Regions from separate parts of the Homo sapiens genome. Here region 1 is linked to region 2. A link is a contact called in ENCODE Hi-C or POLR2A ChIA-PET data. All regions are on one chromosome and are shown on one strand. Each heading gives the region's core, a stretch centred on a gene start or an enhancer-like site at or near the end of the contact. The rest is flanking DNA. Distances are from core to core; before and after follow the strand shown.

What was found. Hi-C counts contacts between places; a loop is a spot of excess contacts on that map. ChIA-PET counts read pairs that join two places held with the same protein, here RNA polymerase II (POLR2A).
Region 1: a map of heart right ventricle shows a loop between it and region 2 (7-fold over the local background). The contact joins the promoter of CST8 here to the promoter of CSTL1 in region 2. A Hi-C loop is called at or near these places in 1 of 168 maps with a recorded cell type or tissue (heart right ventricle). POLR2A ChIA-PET finds 5 or more read pairs at or near these places in 3 of 52 experiments (Panc1, activated CD8-positive, alpha-beta T cell and naive thymus-derived CD4-positive, alpha-beta T cell).

What each region holds. Positions count from the first base shown.
Region 1 is chr20:23,488,291-23,492,739 of GRCh38, forward strand. It overlaps CST8 (cystatin 8), which reads left to right and starts at 2,827. Exons shown (of 4, transcript NM_005492.4): 1 at 2,827-3,052; 2 at 3,235-3,608. The coding sequence starts at 3,378. RefSeq lists an enhancer at 2,291-2,791.
Region 2 is chr20:23,437,878-23,442,438 of GRCh38, forward strand. CSTL1 (cystatin like 1) reads left to right here and starts at 1,808. Exons shown (of 4, transcript NM_138283.1): 1 at 1,808-1,929; 2 at 2,267-2,609. The coding sequence starts at 2,391. RefSeq lists enhancers at 4,047-4,146, 4,549-4,561.

The DNA of each region.
Region 1 (4,449 bases), core at 1,577-4,076, 51 kb after region 2:
AAGGTTTGGTATAGATAAGCTGTGCTACGTAAGAAACAGCCTCATAATTGATAGCATGCAGCAGTGAGGATTTACTCCTGCTTGAAAAGTGTGCAAAGTAACTGGAGCAGCTCTCTGAGTATGTTCAGAGAAAGCCCAAATCAAAAATTTCTGAGTAATATCAACATGATGATGGTGTGTGTGTGCACGTGTGTGTGTGCATGTGAGTGTGGATGCTTGTGAAGGCCAAAGGAGCATAAAAGTGTTAAAGATATACGATTTGGATCTTTTACCTAGTTAACAACCACCACCACATACTTCTCCAAAGTCTAAAACCTAGAAATACTGCTTTGATTCAGTGAATGTGTGTGTAGCAGTCAGCTGTTGGCCCAGAAGTGCTGCATAACAAACCACCCCTATCCTGTAGCTAACTACAGTAAGGCTTCATTTTCAGGGACATAGGTCTACAGGCTGACTTCTCCTTGGCTTGTCCAGGAGGCTTGGCTTTGCTTCAGGGTGTCACAGCTGGCCTCACCAAGGGGAAGTCTGCTCTACATGCCTCCTGGGGCCCAGATCAGGTGCTCCTAGACTCAGTGAGTCTCTATGAAAACATGGTTAACCCTGACCAATAATACAAATAGTACAAATCAAATAAACGGAACATAATCATCTATTCCATGAAGAAAGGCTAGGCTGAAGGCAAAGATATGAAGAAGCAGGGATTGTCACAGGTCAATACTTCTCTAATCAAACTGGGATCTGAGTATCAGCAGAATTTGGATCACATGGGGAGCTAGTTAGAAATGCAGAATCTAGGCCTTGCCTCAGACCCACAAACTCAGCACCTACATTTTAACGAGAGTCCCAGGTGGTTCATGTGCACATTAATATCAGGAAGTGCAGATCCACTACACTGATTTTCAAACTTGGCTGCAGATTGGAACCCCTGGGGAACTTTAAAAACAGCTGGCTTCCTGGACCCTGTTCCAGAGATTCTGATTTTATCAGTTAGGTATGCCCTGGTGTTTTAAATCTCCGTCAGTACTTTTAACATGCAGCAGGATTTGAAAATCATGAATATATAATTAGTAAGTGACGAACATTTTGGCAATAAATAATAAATTTAAATTTGCGTAAAGCTTTGCATCAATTTTACATCTAGTCTTTTATTTTACAAAAACACTTGTGTAACATCATGAAGATATTGGAAAGGGATTGTTCACTGCAATACTGTTTGTAACAGCTGAAAATGAGAAACTGAAGAATCTAGTCATAGGGAGAAAGTTTAAATACAGCATAATGCATTTGTAGTCTGCAATGCTTTGCCACCTGCCTGACAGATTCCTGCCCCATATGTGTTTTCTGTACGTTGCCCTTGCTCATAGAACCCATTGATCTTTGCAGCCTAGGAAGAATGCTCACCTCTCTGCCTCACCAGGAACTTTCTGGACACTGATTTGGGATTTTCACAGAAAAGCAGAAGCTTTGAGAGCTTAACAGGTGCGTGCCCCCCTCCTCCCACTAAGGGCCAGGCCTGGGCATCAGAGTGGGCCACGTGACCCTTACCCTGGCAGGACAGGGCAGGGGGTTACTGTTGGCCCAAGCCAAGGGAGTTCAGAGGCCAGGCATTCAGGAAGCCAGAGTCATTGGCACAGGTGGGCAGAAGATGCCAGAGGGGCCCTGTATTAGTCAGGGTTCTTTTAAAGGGACAGAACTAATAGGATATATATGGTTGTGTATATATATAAAGTTAATACTTAATAAACTCCCCTTTATATATATATAAAATATATATATAAATTATATATATATTAATTATATATATAATATATATATAAATTATATATATATTAATTATATATATAATATATATATAAATTATATATATATTAATTATATATAATATATATATAAATTATATATATATTAATTATATATAATATATATATAAATTATATATATATTAATTATATATATAATATATATATAAATTATATATATATTAATTATATATATATAAAATATATATAATTTATATATATAAAATATATATAATTTATATATATAAATTATATATAAAATATATATAATTTATATATATAAATTATATATAAAATATATATAATTTATATATAAAAATTATATATAAATTATATATATAAAATATATATATAAATTGTATATATATAAAATATACATATAAATTATATATATATAAAATATACATAAATTATATATATAAATAATATGTATATAAAAGGGAGTTTATTAAGTATTAACTTACATGATCACAAGGGCCCACAACAGGCTGTCTGCCAAACTGAGGAGCAAGGGGAGCCAGTCTGAGAGTCCCAAAACTGAAGAACTTGGAGTCTGATGTTCGAGGGCAGGAGGCATCTAGCATGGGAGACAGATGTAGACTAGGAGGCTAGGACCATCTCTCCTTTTCACGTTTTTCTGCCTGCTTTATATTCGCTGGCAGCTGATTAGATTGTGCCCACCAGATTAAAGGTGGATCTGCCTTCCCCAGCCCACTGACTCAAATGTTAATCTCTTTTGGAAACACCCTCACAGACACACCCAGGATCAATACTTGGTGTCCTTCGATCAAATCAAGTTGACACTCAGTATTAACCATTGCAGGCCCCTGACTCTGAGGGCACAGCAGGAGGCATTTGCTTGCTCTCTGTGCCCCTGTGAGAGCTGTTTAGACCAAAGGCCGGAGGCTGGCAAGTGGGAGATGTCCTCACTGGGACAAGACACAGGTGCTGAATTACATCACAAAGCGTAACCTCCCTGCAGGGCGTGGACTCAGAGGGGCAAGAGAGACCGCAGACCAGGACCCACAGAGACCCTTGACTGGGCCACAGGCATGAACTAAGAGTGCTGAAGACCTAGGAGAACCACTGGTCAGGTCAGCTCCCAGCTCCACAGGGAGTAAGAAGGAGCTGCAGGCACAGCAGGCTGAAAGTCCACCAAGGGCTGAGGCCACAAGGCCTCTGGGGCAGCCACAGTTTTCATGATCACATCATACAGGACTGAGAAGCAGATAACAAGAGTGACGCTCACAGGGGTAGGCATAGACACACTGGGGCCGAAGGGGAGAGGAACTCTCCCTAGACACACAGATTGCTCTCAGGGTAAGGAGGGGAGGCTGGTAGAGAGACTCCTTAACTGGCATTCCTGGGTGGGTTTCCATGGAGAAAGAGAGGACAAACCCCAAAGAGTGACCCTAATGGCCTGTCTTGAATCCAGCTGGGCTGACGCTAACAGGAGGCAGTGTGTGGCTCGAAGATTCTTGAACCCACAGCAGCAGCTGCGGCCACCCCATCCTGCCCACAGCTCCAGCCCTGAGACGACGAGGAGGAGAGTCGACTTTGCCTCTTGCCCAAGGGACCATGCCCAGGTGCCGGTGGCTCTCCCTGATCCTCCTCACCATTCCCCTGGCCCTGGTGGCCAGGAAAGACCCAAAAAAGAATGAGACAGGGGTGCTGAGGAAATTAAAACCCGTCAATGCCTCAAATGCCAACGTGAAGCAGTGTCTGTGGTTTGCCATGCAAGAATACAACAAAGAGAGCGAGGACAAGTATGTCTTCCTGGTGGTCAAGACACTGCAAGCCCAGCTTCAGGTAAAGGTGTCTTTCCATATAGGTGGACATTTGCATATGGTGGCACAGTTGAAGCCAGACTGAAAGAGTGGGCATATAAGAAAAATATCACTATGCAAAAATCCTAAATATGTGAATGCTTAAGAGCCTAGACACTTCCACAGCATCAATAAGGCAGTGAACACACAGAGCACTTTCTACAAACGCTTGCGCTTTTGTTCTAAGTCCTTCGCATAGATTAACTCATTTAAACCCCAAACTGCAAATCAAATGTTCATGTATTTGCTAAGGTTGGGAGACAGATAGAATGCTAGCCATGAGAAAAGATCTGATAAAGGTGAGTCCAGGTGAACCTGGACCCAACTAGCAGACACTCCTTCATCTCCTGCTGTAATCCTTTAATGCCAGATGAAAACAGATTTAAATGGACATCACAAGTAGCCTTGATTGCATTCAGTCACTAATGAGTTCAACAAATACTAATGTCCTGCTATAAACCTACTGCTGTTCTACTCACTAAAGACTCAGCAGAGAACAAGACAGGCAAACTCATGCCTGCATGGGTCCTCATGGACTGTGTGCTGAGCTGGTGGGAGGGGCTTTGGGTGGGGAAACCCCAGAGGATGGGAGGTTTCACAGGAATCTGAGGGACTGGGGCCTAATGTGGCTGAGGGGGCTGTCCCCTGGTCAGGCCTGTGTGAACCTGAGCATCTCAGGCCCAGGAGAGCTGATGGTTCTGAAGAGCCCACCTTTCACCTCTCAGTCCTCACTGAGCATGCAGCATGCCCTGGGCTTGGGGACAGGAAATGGAATGAGAAGGCCTTGCTTTCAAGGAGGTGACAAACTGGAGAGGAGTCTTTAC
Region 2 (4,561 bases), core at 558-3,057:
GATGTGGGCCACCATGTCTGGCTAATTTTTGTATTTTCTGTGGAAACGGGGTTTCACCATGTTGCCCAGGCTGGTCTGGAACTCCTGGGCTGAAGCAATCCTCCTAGCCTCAGCCTCCCAGGTGTCAGCCACTATGCTCTGCCCCTATTCCATGCTGTAACCAAGCTCCCTGTCTCCCTTTATACATGTACCTTACCAGAATCATATTTTTTTCCTGATTCCATGTCCACAGAGTCAGAAATCAGCATTTTGCTGACACAAGCTAAGGAACGCCAGTGTGACCTGTTAGGCGCCTCACATCTCTTTCTGTGGCATAGTCAGGGTCTATGTTTTCCTTTTCTTCAATTAAAATTGCCAGTGACTCATTTTCCTCTTTATGGACACAACCAACTCCCATATTTCTTAAGCAGATTTATTGTTTATGCTTTGAGCCCCACATCCATGGGGTTTCTAATATGGCCCACCCAATGTTATTTTTCCTCTCTATGGGCCTCAGCCTGATGGGGGTATCCCAGGTGTCTGGGGCATGCTGAGACGGCACAGGTCTGTGTGGCTTCCCGGATTACTCGGAATCCTTCATTATCTATTCTACAGCAAGTGGCCCTCGGCAGCTCAGGCTCAGGGAATTTCAAATGTATCACCTCCACCGGCTGGACAAGTCCTCTCAAGACAGGCTCTGGGGCCAAGGGAGGATGTTGTGACTGGTGCTAGCAACATTGTCATGATGGAAGGTGGCCTGGCTTCCGGGACATGACAGGCCATGGGTGAAGTGTGGGTTCAGAGTCACAGAAGAATCACGAAGAAGACATTCTTATGCACCTGACACCTGACTTGGGAGCAGGTTCTTTGCCTACATCCAGTTAGTCTCTACCACAATTCAAGTGGAGTCTTTCTCCCCATTCTCATATTACAGGTGAAGAAACCCAGCTTAGGGAGATGAGGTAACTCTCCCAGAGTCCCCAGCGAAGGACTTGAGCCAGGACAGTTGGATCCTAAGTCTCCTGCTTCCCCTCCCTCAGCACGCTACTCCTCACAGAACAACGCTTTATTTAGTTTTGGACATTTTAACCTTTATTTTGGAATAATTTCAGACTTACACAAAGGCTGCAAAAATAGCATAAAGCATTCTCGTATACCCTTCATTCCACTTCCCCAAATGTTAACATATTATACAATCACAGTACAACGGTGAAAACTAGAATATCAACATTCACACAATACTATTAACTAATCTGCAGATTTTATTCACATTTCATCAACTATTCCACTAATGTTTTTTTCTGGTAGGATTCCATTTAAGGTGTTTTTTTTTGTTTGTTTTTTGTTTTTTTTCTGAGACACAGTCTCGCTCTGTCACCTAGGCTGGAGTGCAGCGGCACCCTCCCGGCTCACTTCAGCCTCCACCTCCTGGGTTCAAGTGATTCTCCTGCCTCAGCCTCCCAAGTAACTGGGACTACAGGTACACACCACCACACCCAGCTAATTTTGTATTTTTAGTAGAGATGGGGTTTCACCATGTTGGCCAGGCTGGTCTCGAACTCCTGATCTCTGGTGATTCACCCACCTCAGCCTCCCAAAGTGCTGGGATTACAGGCGTGAGCCACCGCGCCCAGCCAGCAAATGTTTTTAAAATAGGGCATTCATGGGCTTTTGGGGGTAAGTGACACCTAATCTTCAGGGGTCTGCGGATAATTTCTAAATGGGGCTCACAGTTTATTCCTCCCTCATAGGGAGGCTGCAATTACCTCACAAAGCTCCACTAGGGTCACAACAAGATAGCAAAAGCCAGTGCAGGGCCTGCAGGTATAGGGGGATCCTGCAAGCAGAAATCTGTGGTGGGCGGGCGGCAGGTGAGCAAGGAGAACGTGTCTGTAAAGGAAGCACAGGGAACAGGTGGTGGCTTTGTAAGACAGTTGGAACCCAAGGAAGGTAAGAATAATGTACCACTCCTTGCTCCATATGACTGCTTCCTTATATCTCAGTTCAGATATTACCTTCTCCGTAAGGCCGCCTCCCTTCCTGTAAGTGATGCTTCTCTATCTACAACCCCAGCTCTTATTGCAGAGCACTGTAGGGGCTGTTCTGGGGCTTTTCTTCCCTGAGACATGTGAAGGCAGGGAGAGGGGCTTGCACGCCTTAGCAGGTGTTTAAAAATTTTGCTTGCCTGGATCACCAAAGAACTGAATGGGTGGTGTAAATGGGTAGAAAATGAACTGGCTGGAAACTGAGTGACAAGGTTCAGGTCTGAATCTCTGTTTAAATGCAGGCAGGCCATCCCCCAGGAAAGCCTATGTTGGTGAGGGTTATGATGGGAGAATGAGTGAACTGCAGCCTGGCACCACCACACCCTGGAAGGTGCAGTTGGGAAGAAAGTTTCTGAGGCTGTAGACATGGGGATCGGATGCTGGAGAAACCCCCTGCTGCTGCTGATTGCCCTGGTCCTGTCAGCCAAGCTGGGTCACTTCCAAAGGTGGGAGGGCTTCCAGCAGAAGCTCATGAGCAAGAAGAACATGAATTCAACACTCAACTTCTTCATTCAATCCTACAACAATGCCAGCAACGACACCTACTTATATCGAGTCCAGAGGCTAATTCGAAGTCAGATGCAGGTTTGTACCTTGCTCTCCCAAGACATCAGCAGGCCCTGTTCTTGCCAGTTCAGACATGTGAGGATTCTGGGGTAGCTCCCAAGAGAACCAAGTGGTGGTCCTCCGTGAGGTCCCAAGGGGGAAGCATCTTCACTTGTAGCAGGTACATTGTAGAGTTGTTCAGATCCCAGAATGTCCTTAGCCATGCTTCCAAAATGCTTTCCTAAGGACTGGCATGAACTCTAACTCCAATACACTTAGAGGCAAAAGTGTTCACTGAGGATTAAACTCTTTTTTTTTTTTTTTTTGAGATGGAGTTTCGCTCTTGTTGCCCACGCTGGAGTGCAATGGCATGATCTTGGCTCACTGCAACCTCCTCCTCCCAGGTTCAAGTGATTCTCCTGCCTCAGCCTCCCAAGTAGCTGAGATTACAGGTACGTACCACCACACCTGGCTAAATTTTTTGTATTTTTAGTAGAAACCGGTTTTCACCATGTTAGCCAAGCTGGTCTCGAACTCCTGACCTCAGGTGATCTGCCCACCTCGGCCTCCCAAAGTGCCGGAGTTACAGGCGTGAGATACCACGCCCGGCCAGCTCTTTTTCCTTGGGAAGAAATGCCTTTCATTCTGATATTTGACCCTGCCGGAGTGACAGCAAGGATAATTTTGCTCCCTTTAAAGTTCTCATTTGGCAAAATACAAATATTCTCTGTAGGCCTGTAGCCCCCAATATTTTTTCAATGTGTAGGGTTGTAAAATTCAAAACTGGGTGTTCTGTGTTATACAAACTTCAAATTATACAGAGGGTTTATTCTGGAAGTGGAGAGGATGTGAGAGATAGGGTTCAGCCAGATCACCTCACCTTCTGTTTTACATATAAAATTTCTCTGAAATATATCAATTGAAGGATAATAGAAGAAAGAAAAGTTGTTAGGGAACCCCTTTTATTGGTACAACATTTCCTCAAGGTCAGATAATAAACTATACAGTCCCCTTGGTGTCCATGAGGAATTGGTTCCAGGACCCCTCAGGATGCCCACATCCATGGATTCTGAAGTCTTTTATGTAAAATGGAATAGTGTTTCCACATAACCTATGCACATCTTCCCACATATGGTAAATCATTTCTAGATTAATTATAATAAGTGGTACAGTGTAAATGCTATGTAGATAATTATTATACTGTACTGTTTAGGGAATAATTACAAGAAAAAATGTTCAGTATACAGGCAACCATACATTTTTTTTTCCTGAATATTTTGATGCACGGTTGTTTGCATCCACAGATATGGAGCTCGTAAGTACAGAGGGCTGACTGTAGAAGTTGGGGCAGCAACAATGCTACGTCCTAGTTCAATTAGCTAGATTTGGGAAAACACAACTGGCTATGGGAAAGCTCTCTCGCCAGAGAGTAAGGCAGCTGGAACAGAGAGAACCGGCAAGGCGGGAGGGCAGCGTGGGGAGGACCAGTCAGCATAGGTCAAATCCTCATCCCAATGCAGACTGTCCCACAGGCTGGCTCAGTGAGGCACTTCTACCACAAGATGGCGATGTTGCCCATTTGGTTCTTGGTTCTTCCACAATTGGTTAAGACCCCAAGGAGGCTTGCCTTGTGAAATCAATCCATCACCATTAAGTTAGCTGTTAAGGAATAATGATGAGCATTTGATGTCATTCACATTGATAAGCAGACAGAGCAGGCGTGCCTCCTGGTAGCTGGGTGATCTTGGCATGGGCCTCTGGGCACCCCCACACCCATATGACCATTGTGTCTGTCCTTACACCTCACAGAGGGGACAAGAGCAGGCGTGGAGGGCTGCCAGGTGCCTCTGGGGGCTTCACGCCCAGCTCCTCCCAACTGAGGCTCCTGGTCAAGTGACATCCAGACTCTCCAGACCTCAGTTTCTTCACCTGCAAAGTGCCTCAGAATAGGAGGGAAGCACTTAGCACAGTGCCAACATCTGGTAGCACTT